Linked DNA regions of Homo sapiens: region 1 is linked to region 2. The links are chromatin loops, found by intact Hi-C in ENCODE. Cell type or tissue: PC-9. All regions are shown on one strand.

Region 1 (2,500 bases), 2.0 Mb after region 2:
GTAGCCTCAGCTGTCCAAAACCTATAACCTGCTTTATTTCTCCTGTCTTTACTTGAAATTATAAACCTTGTTTATGGCCTGTCTCCATTAGAATGTAAGTTCCATAATGACAGGGACATTGCTCTGTTGAACAGTTTCTACAGCACATAGAATAATGTGGTATTACAGCAGAGGTTCAAAAATTTGTGCTCTAAAGAAGGCTAATAGTGAAAAAATGATCCTAATTCTTCTAAGTTTTGAAAATTTTGCTTTAAAATGTAAATTTATGTTCTGTGCTTCCAGAGGTTAAAAAAAATACCTAAGTGTAGTATCTTAAACAATACTTTGAAAATGTAACCTATTCAGTTTGTAATACCTTAATAGCCAGTTCCACACAAATCACTTTTAATACTGGCAAAACACTTTTTACCATGTGGGTTTTATATATATATATGTTTAATGGACTTATTTTACTTTATATATGTTGACTGATAATTTTTTGAGTACCTACTATGGATTTAGCATAATACTAGACACTACAGGGTTAAAAAATGGGACATAATCCTTCTCCTGAGGAAATTTCAATATGCTTGTTCAGACAAAACAAACAGAAATGAATGAAGCACTAAACTGTGAGAGATAAAAATTTGGAAGACCAGTTATTGAAGAGTTAATAAAATGTGTCTGAATAGTTTTTACAAAATAATTTTTAAAGTCACTGAATGACTTAGTTTTGAAATAAGCCACTGTTAACATTTTAAAAATATTTTGTTGCAATTACTTTCCAAAATTACCTCGTTAATCACAAATAGCTTATCCTTACGATCCATTTTAGTATCTAGAAAAAGAAAAAAAAGAAAAAGCAAGTAAATTAAAGGTGATTTCAAAGTTATTTCAATCAAACCACATATGCTATCCAGAAAATAAAGTGTTTTTACACTCTTCAGTTTAAAGGAGATTTTATTACTAATTTTCAAAACAAGAGCTGGAAACAATCGCTCAAAAATCTTGACTCTTTGTAAATGTAAAGAAAATAAGTAAAATATAGTCTGTAAGAATTAGAAATTATAGTGTAAGCAGTGTTTCTCAATATTTAGGTATTCTAGGAATCCTTTTCAAAAATGGGAAAATTCTCACAAACCAAAGACTGTGTTAAAGGAAACCAGTTTCAATGAAAATATCTTTCACTTTTTAATCTTAGGTGTCAAAGAAAACTGACTTTATGCCCGTGTAACAAACCTGCACATATACTCCTTGAATCTAAAATAAGTTAAAATTTTAAAAATAAAAAACAAAAAACAAAAAAACCCCAAAGCACCTCTCAACATAAGCACAACAACAGCCATATGATGGCGCTGCCACTCCACTGTTCCAAACTTTTTTTTTTTTTTTTTTTTTTTTTTGAGACAGGGTCTTGCTCCTTGCCCAGGCTGAAATGTAGTGGCGCAATCACGGCTCATGACAGCCTTGAACTCCTGGGCTCAAGCCATCCTCCTGCTTGAGACTCCTGAGTAGCTGGGACTGCAGGCAAGTGACCCCCTCACTTGGCTAATTTACTTTACTTTTTTCATTTTTTTTTTTTTTTATTTTGTAGAGACAGGGTTTCACCATGTTGCCCAGGATGGTCTGGAACTCCTGGACTCAAGTGTTCCACCCACCTCGGCCTCCCAAAGTGCTGGGATTACAGGCATGAGCTACCATGCCCGGCCATACTGTTCTTGCCTGTAAAATAACCCACTGCTTAAAAATAAATAAATAACCTGGCATTTAGAAATAGGCTCTGACTCCAACTTAAAAAGTGCTTTGAATTCTATCCCAGGTCCATTTTTCAATAAAAACAGTTAAAAAAAAAAAAAAAAAGGCCCAAAAAGCAACATGTGGCAGTCCTTAGCACTTAGGACAAACCATCCCACCTATCTCAGGACCTTCAGAAGCATTACAGTGAAGGCATTCCTGGACCTTCAAGAAATGTTTCAATAATATTAGGACACCTGTTTTAAAAAGTAAAGAATCTACCTAATGAAATCTAAAGAATTTCTTACGAAATGTTAACTGGAAAAATTGTGGCACTTGAAAGGATAAAAGGCATTGTGTTTTTTTCGTGAGAACACTGAACAAATGAAGAATATATAAAATAAGTGAAAACATAAAAATAGGTAAGTTTATAGATAGAAATTTCTAAAGTATATGATATAAAGGCACCTGCTTTAGAATGAGGCATCAACATTCTCAAGTCCTGCATTAAATGTCTTGTTCTAAAATTTATTCCTCTGGAAGAAAAGATGAGAATCCGTTCCTTATTTTTCCACTTTCCCTAAAGAAAAAGAAAATGTTAAAAGATTTTAAAATCTTATACTGAACTGATCTTGTTTTGTGACAGGGTCTCACACTGTTGCCCAGGCTGAAGTGCTCACGGCTCACTGCAGTTTCAAGTTCCTGGGCTCAAGTAAGTGATCCTCCCACCCCAGCATCTACAGTAGCTGGAGACTACAGGCATGTGCCACCATGTCCAGCTAGTTTT
Region 2 (2,500 bases):
ACATCACAGATGGTAAGGGTATGTGTTTTTAAGTAAACATTTGTTCATGTGTATATGTGTTAGATTACCTTGTAAAACATATTCCTTATTGTGGGTTACAGGCCAAAAAAAGTGTTTGTTTTTGTTTTTAAAAATCTACAGTTCAGATTTTCCTTAGAAAATGGGGAAAAAAGGAATGTTAGAAAGATCTGACTGCCTATGAACTAGTGAAGGATTTTAGAGGAAGTACCAGGCTATTTTAGAGATCTGATACTGGTTTCAGAAAGGTAATCTTAAGGCAAAGGGTAGGAAATAAAGTTATGTTGTTAGTAGAAATGTCAAATACGGTTAAAGTTGTGAGGAGGAATTATTTTCCTAGTGGACCTACATTTGTTGTGTGTAGATCTGTGACTATTACTGATCTGTTGTAGCACATTTTCCAATCTAAAATGTCCGATACAGCACAATAATAAACATGGGGCAGAATATATGTTTGTTTCTATTTCTTCCCACCTTCCCTTCAATCTTAAAACAAGTGTTTATTAATAAGTCAGACCAAAGCAAATTTCTATCTTTCACAGAGTAATTATCATAGGAACAAATTACTCCCTGAAAATGGTGGAAACTTCTTTCTCCCTCCGAAAAATAAACTTTCAATAAGTGTTTTCTCTCTAGCCAAAGTAAATAAGTTCTTAAATAGGTAACTCTCATTTGCCATCCAACTCATTCTATATATTTAAATAAATGTACTTACACTTGTGTATAGGATTTAAAAGGGGGAAACTTAAGAAGGAAGAAATTGTGTATAGAATTTAAAAAGGAGGCATTATATTGCATGAGTAGAATGAAAAGTATCTAACCAGAAAGCAAATAAGTTAAGGATTATATTATACTGAAATATTTTAATACAATTTAAATATTTCATTACTCTTTCACTTTATTTGCTATTTGTAGATTTCAGTATTGTAATGTTGGCAAGTCTATTTAAGACGGCATTAATAAAAATTTTGTTTTTCAGGCATGTGATACCAAGTCCCTTTCCATTATAGATAAGTAAGGCCTAGGTTGGTTAAAACCTTAGCTAAACACAAAATTTGCTAGAGAATCAACATATAAGAAGCTCTAACTCCAAGCTTATTCACCCCAGATATTTCACCAATGTTAACACATACCCTATTGAACTAAGAAAGGAATTATATTACTAACCAGCAGAGGGAGCCAAGTCAATCATGAAAGGTAGGAGTATAAAGGAACATCATATGACTTCCTGTTTTGAATTTAACTGTATGGCCCCTGCTCACTTTTTGAGTTTACCAAAAAGACAGTCATAAGGAGAGAAAGGCGACCAATGTATCAAATAAGGATACAGTGACAATTATAACTTAGAATTACCTTGCAGGAAATAAATTGGAAGAAAAATTGAATGCAGAACTATACAAGTGAAATGTCTCAGTATTATAACCCAAGATGGAAAAACCATGGAAAACAGTACCTTAATGCCATGATGAATTGCTAGCCAAATGTAACAGTGAATATTTCTTAATAATTCCATTTTCACTTAAAGTTGAAATTAGGCCATAAATAGACACATTTTAAAACTATAAAGTTGTACATCAAATTTATGTGCATTTAATCTAAGAAATAAGGGATAAAATTTAATAAAAAATTATTACAGTGAATTAATAAGGACATGATTTTTCAGCTTAAAATTAGAGAACAGAATTGTTTCCACTACTGTTTATAAACACAACAAATAAAGTAATATCTGTTTTGTGAGAGATGTTTGGAGGAATCTAGTAGCTAAGTGATTATGTCAGTTTATTTAATTTTGTCTAAGAACTTCAAAATGCCTGATAGAATGGGTGCATATTGAATGAATAGATGTGATCTATATATTATTTGAAGTAAAAGTATAAGAGCTGAGCGTTAGCTAACTGCATCAAAATAAATGTAAAGACCCAAACATTTTTAGTTGAATAACCAAATGAATTAGCTAGTCTAGCCCCTTACTCGTTTCAAGGTTTGTGGAAACATACCATATATACTTTTACTCATGTGTTTATTCCTTTCAAAAATATACTTCTTAAGCACTATCTCCATAGGACGTGGAGCATATCTTCATTATGAAGTAGACAAACTTCTTAAATTTTATTGAAAGATTTAATTTCATTGATATATGAACAATCATACAAATTCAGTATGCCACCAGTGATTTCAAGAAAGTGATACTTAGAAGCAAATCATTTATGGGACTAGACTGCCTTTGTAGGACTAACAAATTAGGCACAAGATTAGAAATTATAGTTTAATAGTCATGCAGCTGGAGGCTACACGATTCTGACCCTCCCTAACCTGCTCCTAAGATCAGTGCTTGAGATATTCTGCAGACCCTGCACTTGATGGATCAGCTGGCACCACCCAGATCAATAAACTGGCTCATCTGATCTTGTGGCCACCACCCAGGAACTGATTCAGAGCAAGAGGACTGCTTCAATTCCCTATGATTTCATCTCCAACCCAA

The links. Hi-C counts contacts between places; a loop is a spot of excess contacts. Peaks named below come from ENCODE experiments on the same cell type or tissue, not always from the same donor. Only the 100,000 strongest peaks of a DNase experiment are listed, where the experiment ranks them.
Region 1: a loop joins it to region 2, with 5 times the contacts of the local background. A loop is called at or near these places in 10 of 110 quality-filtered maps.

Annotation. Positions count from the first base shown.
Region 1 is chr5:34,918,157-34,920,656 of GRCh38, reverse strand. BRIX1 (biogenesis of ribosomes BRX1) reads right to left here. Exons shown (of 10, transcript NM_018321.4): 2 at 2,182-2,293; 3 at 774-817. It also overlaps a transcript of TTC23L not described here. Among named protein-coding and RNA genes, the nearest start is that of BRIX1, 3.7 kb to the right of the region's middle. In PC-9, a CTCF peak has its summit at 1,326; no DNase peak of the experiment used is centred here; H3K27ac peaks cover 1,038 bases.
Region 2 is chr5:36,869,330-36,871,829 of GRCh38, reverse strand. It overlaps NIPBL-DT (NIPBL divergent transcript), which reads left to right. Exons shown (of 1, transcript NR_046262.1): 1 at 1-469. Among named protein-coding and RNA genes, the nearest start is that of NIPBL-DT, 6.1 kb to the left of the region's middle. In PC-9, CTCF peaks have their summits at 1,007 and 1,207 (motif pointing right); a DNase peak (open chromatin) is centred at 1,189.